Linked DNA regions of Homo sapiens: region 2 is linked to region 1. A link is an interaction called in ENCODE POLR2A ChIA-PET data of the cell type or tissue named here. Cell type or tissue: GM12878. All regions are shown on one strand. Each heading gives the region's core, and the rest is flanking DNA. Links, peaks and the distances in the headings are about the cores only. Region 1 overlaps RRP12 (ribosomal RNA processing 12 homolog). Region 2 holds the start of LOC105378447 (a long non-coding RNA gene).

The links. ChIA-PET counts read pairs that join two places held together with the same protein. Peaks named below come from ENCODE experiments on the same cell type or tissue, not always from the same donor. Only the 100,000 strongest peaks of a DNase experiment are listed, where the experiment ranks them.
Region 2: POLR2A ChIA-PET joins it to region 1 with 7 read pairs; 2 of 35 experiments call an interaction of 5 or more read pairs at or near these places.

The regions. Positions count from the first base shown.
Region 1 is chr10:97,372,337-97,376,728 of GRCh38, forward strand. It overlaps RRP12 (ribosomal RNA processing 12 homolog), which reads right to left. Exons shown (of 34, transcript NM_015179.4): 16 at 1,494-1,558; 17 at 1,239-1,401; 18 at 710-864; 19 at 400-467. Among named protein-coding and RNA genes, the nearest start is that of RRP12, 27 kb to the right of the region's middle. In GM12878, for the core only: no CTCF peak of the experiment used is centred there; no DNase peak of the experiment used is centred there.
Region 2 is chr10:97,215,398-97,219,789 of GRCh38, forward strand. The region is part of intron 11 of ARHGAP19-SLIT1 (ARHGAP19-SLIT1 readthrough (NMD candidate)); the gene reads right to left. It overlaps LOC105378447 (a long non-coding RNA gene), which reads left to right and starts at 3,576. Exons shown (of 3, transcript XR_946226.3): 1 at 3,576-3,779. In GM12878, for the core only: no CTCF peak of the experiment used is centred there; a DNase peak (open chromatin) is centred at 2,744.

The sequences.
Region 1 (4,392 bases), core at 170-4,169:
TGATGTACCAGTCACCGTTCCTGGTGTTTTACACCTGCTAACTCCTTCAATCCTCATAGCAACCTTGTTGCAAGAACTATTATCGTGCCCATTTTACAGATGAGGCCTTAGAGGCAGAATGGATAAGTAATTTGTCCAAGGTCACACAGCCCATGAGTGACGGGGCTGGGATCAGAACCTGGGCAGTGTATCTCCTGGGTCCTTGTTCCTCCCTACCAGACTAAATGGCCTCTCCAGGAAGAAGGAACTAGTCAGCACAGCCTCTCAGCACAGCCTGGAGAGTTAATACTTCAAGGCTTCCTTAAATAATGCAAGAGGGAACCCACAGTGCTTCTGCCAGATGCACCCTCCAGCTCCCTGGGCTGCTCCAGCTCAAGTGGGAGGCCCTGAGCATGTTACCTGGTAAAGTCAGAGCTGGCAGGGTCGAGCACCTTCTCACTGGCTTTTTCCAGGAGACTGTTCACCAACTTGTGGCCCCGAGGGAATGAGGAGAAGAGAGTCATTGGGGAGGAGCGAAAGAAAGCAGCAATGGCAGCAGTCCCAGAGCGGCCTCCCCATCAGCCCCCAGCCCTGCCCAAGCCATGACTGCTGGTATGTGCTCCAAAACACAGAGACCCACGTGAGCCCTGGTGGGTAGGGTCTCGGCCTCTCTGACCCTGCCCACCTGAGAGCTCCCCTCCTCCCTCCTTCCCTCCCTTCCGTGGCTCACCTGAGTGTCAGTGATGGTGAGGTAAGTTCTGATGGTTTCCAGCACAGCCCGGCGAGGGGCTGGAGTGTCCCCGGCTGCCACGGGCTGCCCATACAGGTTGAAGAGGATCGGCAGAAAGTTCTTGGCAAAGCGACTCACTTCAGCACGGTCAGCCTCTGGTAAAAGGATCAAAGTTTGCACTAAAGGCACAGGAGCTGACTGTGCCTCAGTGGCTGCTGGGGCTGTGGCCCAGAGGCCCTCTCTTGGGGGAGCTGGCAGGACTTGGAATCCATGGGTTTGGGGCTCTCTGTGGCAGAAGCTGAGCCAGGGCATGGAGAGCCTGGTGCCCCAGTGGCCCATGGTCCTCGATGGCTCCAACCCCAGGGAGCCAGCAAAGTTATCCCCTGGGGTCTGCAGCAGAAGCAGCAAAGGATGAGCTCCAGAGGTGAGTTTCTGTGGCTCTGCCTGGCAAGGAGTGTAGCAAGCCAGGGGATGGGGCCAGGGACCTGTGTCATCCTCCCCAGCCCCCACTCCCACAGCCCACACGTACCTGCCTGGCAGCCCTTGGTGATGAGGGTGCGCAGGGCCTGGCACACGGTGACCCTCAGGTCTGGACGCTCGCTGATGGCCATGCCCAGCGTCCGTGCCAGCCCTTTGAAGGAGATGGCCACATCTGTAGGCCTTGTGCAGAACCCAGGCAGGAGTGTCCACATCTGGAGAAGGAGGGGACAATAAAGGAAGGTGACACGCAGCCACCTGTGCCCCTGTGTGCTTCTCCCCACGCCCTCCCCCAGCTGACCCTTACCTGCCACTGGAGTGTGTCGTAGATCTTAGATTCCACTGTGCTGCCTGCCTGAGCCAGGTCCATGGCTGCAGTGTGACAGAGGGACAGAGTGTGAGCCCAGCACCCTCCTGGCCAACAGCCTTATTTACCAAACCAAACCAAAAGCCCAATGATGAGGACAGGAATATGGGTGACTTCCCCCCATCTCCATGAATTAAATCATACTTGTTCATTCTAAAATACTCAAATGAACCTATAATAAACAGAAAGCAAACGTCTCTCCATACTCTTACTCCCCCAGAGATAGCCTCTGTTTCTTGTTACTTTTTTATACTTCTTTAAACACATGCCCAATTTTTTTTGTTTGTTTGTTTTGTTTGAGACAGGGTCTCACTTTGTGGCCTAGGCTGGAATACAGTGGCGCAATCTGGGCTCACTGCAGCCTTGACCTCCCAGGCTCACGCGATCCTCCTACCTCAGCCTCCCAAGAAGCAGACTACAGGCGTGCATGCCACCACACCCACCTAACTTTTTGTAGACGTAGGGTTTCACCATGTTGCCCAGACTGGTCTCGAATTCCTAAGTTTGAGCGATCCATGTGCCTCGGCCTCCCAAAGTGCTGGGATTACAGGTGTGCAACACTGCACCCAGCCACATGCCCACTTTGTAAAACATAAACAGGGGCTGGGTGCAGTGGCTCACACCTGTAATCCCAGCACTTTGGGAGGCTGAGGCGGGCAGATCATGAGGTCAGGAGATTGAGACCATCCTGGCTAACATGGTGAAACCCCGTCTCTACTAAAAATACAAAAAATTAGCCGGGAGTGGTGGCAGGCACCTGTAGTCCCAGCTACTCGGGAGGCTGAGGCAGGAGAATGGAGTGAACCCGGGAGGTGGAGCTTGCAGTGAGCCGAGATCGTGCTATTGCACAACAGCCTGGGTGACGGAGCGAGACTCTGTCTCAAAAAAAAAAAAAAAAAACCATAGGGAGGAATATACTATATATATAGCATTCTGTAACCTTGTTTACTTGACAATAAAGCTGGTAACATTTACTGAGCAAGTACTATGTGGTAGTCTGTAATGAGCACTTCACATGACTTTTTCATTTAATCCTCACAAAACTTGCCCATTTTAAGATGAGGAGCAGACCCTGGGAAATTAAACAAAACCTGCCCCAAGCCACGAACTGTGGAGCGGCGGAGTTGGGATATAAACCGTGTCTGTTCGACTCACCATCTGCTAAACTTGTCTGTCCCTACCTAGTGGTTTCTTTCTTTCTTTATAATGCCTACATCATATCCCAAAGTGGGACTTAAAAAATATTTTTGTAGAGACGGAGGTCTCACTCTGTTGCCCAGGCTGGCCTTGAACTTCTGGGCTCAAGAAATCCTCTTTCCTCAGTCTCCCAAGTAGCTGGAACTACAGGTGAGCCTACCACACCTGGCTAACTAAAAAAAAAAAAAAAAAATTTTTATAGAGACAGGGTCTTGCTATGTTGCCCAGGCTGTTCTTGAACTCTTGGCCTCACACAATCCTTCTGCCTCAGACTCTCAGAGTGTTGGGATTACAGGCGTAAGCTGCTGCATCTGGCCAAAAGTAGGGCTTTACCATAACTAATTTAACTGGAACCCTAATGAGAAAGATACTAGATGTGTTACAGTTTTTGCCAGTATAAGCCAATACTGTCAGGCACGTCTTTGCTAGGAACATAAATCAGTACGCACTTGTCTATCTTCTCAGGACAGATACCTGCGTGTAGTATTACCAGGACAAAGGGAATACATAACATCAGCCTTAAGAATAATGCCAGGGTTTATAGGTAACATTAATGATGGTAATGACCCTCATTTTGGGGGTTCATCTGTATTTTCTTTGATGGGCATATATTTCTATTGAAAATAGAACAAATTTTTCCTTTTTAATATCAGGAAAAACTTTAAGTTACTAATATGTGCACATTAATTCCAACAGAGTAGAAATACAATACTATTTTTACACAGAAAAAAATGCAGCCAGACATGGTGGCTCACACCTGTAATCCCAGCACTTTGGGAGGCCAAGGCGGGTGGATCACTTGAGGTCAGGAGTCCGAGACCTGCCTGGCCAACATGGCGAAAACTTGTCTCTACTAAAAATAAAAAAATTAGCGAGGGGTGATGGTACACGCCTGTAGACGAAGCTACTCAGGAGGCTGAGGCAGAATTGCTTGAAAACCTGGGAGGTGGAGGTTGCAGTGAGCCAAGATCGCACCACTGCACTCCAGCTTGGGCAACAGAGCAAGACTCTGTCTCAAAACAAACAAACAAACAAACAAACCGACCCAAACAAAGCAAAGGAAAATACATTAAAAACTTGAGTAGTAACAATTTCTGGGTGGGAAGACTGAATGACTTTTACTTTCTTTTTTTTTTTTTTTTTTTTGAGATGAAGTCTCGCTCTGTCTCCCAGGCTGGAGTGCAGTGGTGTCATCTCGGCTCACTGCAACCTCTGCTTCCTGGGTGCAAACGATTGTCCTGCCTCAGCCTCCCAAGTAGCTGGGATTACAGGTGCGTGCCACCATGCCCAGCTAATTTTTGTATTTTTAGTAGAGACGGGGTTTCTCCATGTTGTTTAGGCTGGTCTCGAACTCCTGACCTCATGATCTGCCCGCTTCAGCCTCCCAAAGTGCTGAGATTACAGGCACGAGCCACTGCGCTTGGCCTTACTTTCTTCTTTAAGCACTTCCTGTATATTCTACAAGATCATGTGTGAAATCAGGAAACTGCCCTAGAGCAGGGTTTCTCAATCTTGACAATGTGGACATTTTGGGCCTAGTACTCTTTGTTGTGTGAGGTCGTCCTGTGCATTGCAGGGTGCTTAGCAGCATCCTGGCCTCTACCCACTAGATGCCAGAGCACCCATCCCCCAACGGTAACAA
Region 2 (4,392 bases), core at 285-4,284, 160 kb before region 1:
TTTTATATTTTCTAGTTAGCCACATTAAAAAGGTTAAAAGAAACAGGTAGAATTCATTTTAATGATACATTTTATTAACCCAACATATTCAAAATCTCATTTCAACATGTCATCAGTGTAAAAAATTATCGAGATATTTTTATATTCCTTTTTTCTTCCTACATCTTTGAATTCTGTTATTTCGCACAGCACATCTCAGTTCAGATGGGCCACGTTTCCAGTGCTTAATATGCACCTGTGGCCAGAGACGAACGCATTAGGCAGGGCATGCAGAAGAGCAGAGAAATGAGGACAGACCCTCCCTAAGCAGTTCCTGCAGGGCGTGGGGAGTGTTGGCGGAGGTAAGTGAGTGGATGCCCTCCTGCGTCCGAATGCCATTTATCCTCTTCCCGGAAGGCGCGCTTCTTGCTGTCCTCTGGGAGCCACCACTGAGAGGCTCTGGGAGTGTCCTGTGCAGATCAGCAAGCAGTCAGGAGCCGAGCAGCCCAGCGCCATGCAGAGGATGCCAGCTGGGCTCCTGGGCCAAATGCAGGCTGCAGAGGGGTCGGGTTTGGCTTCCATGGCGTTCTTAAATATCTTGAAGCACTTGTGGTTCTCATTACCTTACATGACCTTCCTGGCTCCTATAGATATTGGGTTTTGTAACCCCTGCCTAACACCATAGTCCTGGGAGTCCAGCAGCCCTGGATGTTAGGTTGGCCACTTTGTCAGCTACGTTTCTTTGTAACTGACAACATAAGTTATCAAACTATTCATATGTGTCTTCTATACAATTGGAGATAACAGTACCTGATATGGTTTGGCTTTGTGTCCCACCCAAATCTTATGTCGAATTGTAATCCCCACAGGTCAGGGGCAGGACACGGTGGGAGGTGATTGGATCTTGGGAGTGGTTTCCCCCATGCTGTTCTCCTGATAGTGAGAGAGTTCTCACAAGATCTGATCTTTTTTTTTTTTTTTTTTTTTGAGATAGAGTCTCACCCTGTTGCCCAGGCTGGGGTGCAGCGGCGTGATCTTAGCTCACTGCAACCTCCACCTCCCAAGCTCAAGTGATTCTCGTGCCTCAGCCTCCAGAGTAGCTGGGATTACAGGCATGTGCCACCACGCCTGAATAATTTTTGTATTTTTAGTAGAGACAGAGTTTCACCATGTTGGCCCAGCTGGTCTCAAACTCTGGCCACACATGATCCGCCCACCTTAGCCTCCCAGAGTGCTGGGATTATAGGCATAAGCCACTGCACCCAGCCAAGATCTGATGGTTTAAAAGTGTGTGGCAGTCCCCTGGCCCCCTTCTGCTGCCATGTAAGACATGCCTTGCTTCCCCTTCGCCTTCCACCATAATTGTGTTTCCTGAGGCCTTCCCAGCCATGCAGAACTGAGATTCAATTAAACCTCCTTTCCTTATAAATTACCCAGTCTCAGGTGGTTCTTGATAGCAGTGTGAAAACAGACAAATACAATACCTCACAGAGATGTATGAGTTTAATGAAACAATGAATTAATTGGCTAGCACAGAGCTCAGTAGATAGTAAGTACTCAATAAATTAGTTTTTCATTCACAAGAAATTTGAACTCCTTAGAGGCCCTGCTGGAAAAAGGGAAGTACGTGGGCAGAAGGGGCTCCCATCAGCGATCCCCACTTCTGAACATGAGTGCTGAGGAATGGCTTCTGGGCTCACAATTTTCATTAATTTTTTAGTGTCAAGAAATGTCTTTTCATTCAGGCTGGACACACAATAGACTCTAGGATGTTAACAACTTCAAATGGGGTGAAAAGCTATACTGGTTTTTGAGAACTTTCTTAGGTTATTTGCCACATGTACACATGTACACACTCCACAGGGATTTACAATTTATAAAGCTCTTTTTAATACATGATCTTGTCTGGATTTCAGAGTACATTATATGGAGAAGTAGAGTGGTTGTCAATATCTGTATTTTACAGATACGTTGAAACTTAGCAAGATTATGTAATAGGTCGGTGCAAAAGTAATTGTGGCTTTTGCCATTAAAATGCCACATACTTTTGCACCAACCTAATACTTACAGTTCTCATACATTCACATGTAGACAGAGTAACTGAATCCAGACTCCACGGCTGTGGTTCCTGGTGTGGTTTCCTTCCTCTGGCACCAACCATCAAACCCATTTTCACCATCCACTGTGAATGTCATGTGGGTCTGAACTATTATGTTCAGCCCTTCAAGTGAACCAGTGGAACTTAGTTGAATGAGACCACAGCCTCTTATTTCTAGAAGCTTCTACTGTGAGACTAAGAAATGTGATTATGTAGAGAATGACTAGTAAATAATTCTTAGTTTTTTTTTAATTGAGCTGAGAGCAAATAAAACACAAATGAGTTTTTTTTAATGGAACTGATGTTTGCTTTTAGGTTGAAACTTCCTAGCTCATCAAATACAACACAATCCCAATGGGAGAGATTGAGGTTGGATATATCTTCCAAAGAATGCCACTTTCTAAAAAGGATAGTGTTTCCACTGCAACAGTTTCAGTTCCCTGGATAGAATCTTCTGCTCATGTAAGGATCTCCCTTAACACAGCTATAAAAATAAACAGAATATTGCTGGGCATGGTGGTGTGTGCCTGTAGTCCCAGCTACTCAGGGGACTAAGGGAGGATCACTTGAGCCCAGAAGTGGCTATTCACGGGTGTGATCACAGAACCTGAACTAGCCACCGAATAACCACTGAACTCCTGTCTCCAGCCTGGGTAACATATTGAGATCCCCATCTCTAAAAAAAAAAGAATGAAAGGAGGGAAGGAAGGAAATGAGTAATATTTAACTGCATCAGAGGAATAACCTCTGCTTCTCTCATGCTTAGTATGCTAACTTGCTTTTCTTGGTTCTCAAATGATGCAATCTGACAGAGCTGCAGCTTCCTGGTTGAGGGTTATTTTTTCATGCCTATATTTAAGATGCTTAATTTTGTGATTCATTCTTTATAATTAGATATAATGTTTAGAATATATCCATGTATATCATATTCACATTTTTCCTTTGAGGGCTTTAATTTTCCCCTCTGAGCTGATCTCAACTGCAACCTTTTTTTTTTTTTTTTTTTTTAAGACAAGGTCTCACTCTGTCAGCCAGGCTGGAGTGCAGTGGCATGATCTTGGCTCACTGCAGCCTCCACCTGCTGGGCCCAAGTGACCCTTCCACCTCAGCCTCCTGGGTAGCTAGCACCACAGGCACACACCACCACGCCCAGCTATTGTGTGTGTGTGTGTGTGTGTGTGTGTGTGTGTATTTTTAGTAGAGACAGGGCTTCACCTTGTTGCCCAGGTTGGTCTCGAACTCCTGAGCTCAAGTGATCTGCCTGCCTCAGCCTCCCAAAGTGCTGGGTTTACAGGTGTGAGCCATGGTGCCTAGCCTCAACTGCAACCTTAAATTTGCAATTGCCATGAGTCAAGAGAGCCCCAGCTGTGTCCATGTGGAAAACTGACATTTCCCCCAAGGTCGGTGTGTGTGTGTATATATGTGTGTGTGTGTGTGTGTGTGTGTGTGTGTGTGTGTGTGTGTGTGTATATATATATATATATATATATATATATATATATATATATATGCATGCCCTGGACCATGTACAGTTGAAAAACATGGGTTTGAACTCCACAGGTCCACTTACAAGCAGATTTTCTTCCATCTCTGCCACTCCTGAGATAGCAAGACCAACCCCTCCTCTTCCTCCTCAACCTACTCAATGTGAAGATGATGAGGATGAAGGCCTTTATGATGATCCACTTCCACTTAATGAATAGTAAATTTATTTTTCCCTTCCTTAGGATTTTCTTAACACTTTCTTTTCTCTAACTTACTTTATTATAAGAATACTATATGAAATACATGTAACATACAAAGCATGTGTTAATTGACTTTATGTTATCCATAGGGCTATTAGTAGTTAAGTTTTGGGGAAGCCAAAAGTTATATGTGGATTTTTCGACTGTATGGGGGTTGGTGCCTCTAACCCCAGCACTGTTCGAGGGTCAACTGTGTACCTTGTTAGTTTGAATTACAGCTCTTTTCTAGCCCACTGGCCCCACTTTTTTGGTTTCTTTGCCCCTTGGGCTCATGATTTTTAGACAGCCTGTTTCTTTTCTCTTTTGCCCACAGATATGGTTCAATTGAAATAAGCACTCCTCAATACTAAGGCATTGAAAATAAAAACAACCTATTTCTGAGAATAAAAGAGGAGAGCTAGCATGACACCAGTGGCCCCAGCTACTCACCCTAATCCCGATTCTAGGATAGAACACTCAGGTTCTGGGCACTGGATGCTGATGATAAAGGATTAGATATTAATGATCAATTTGAACCAAGACTTGGTCATTGCTCAACTTCAATTTTTCTTCCTTTTTTTTTTTTTTTTT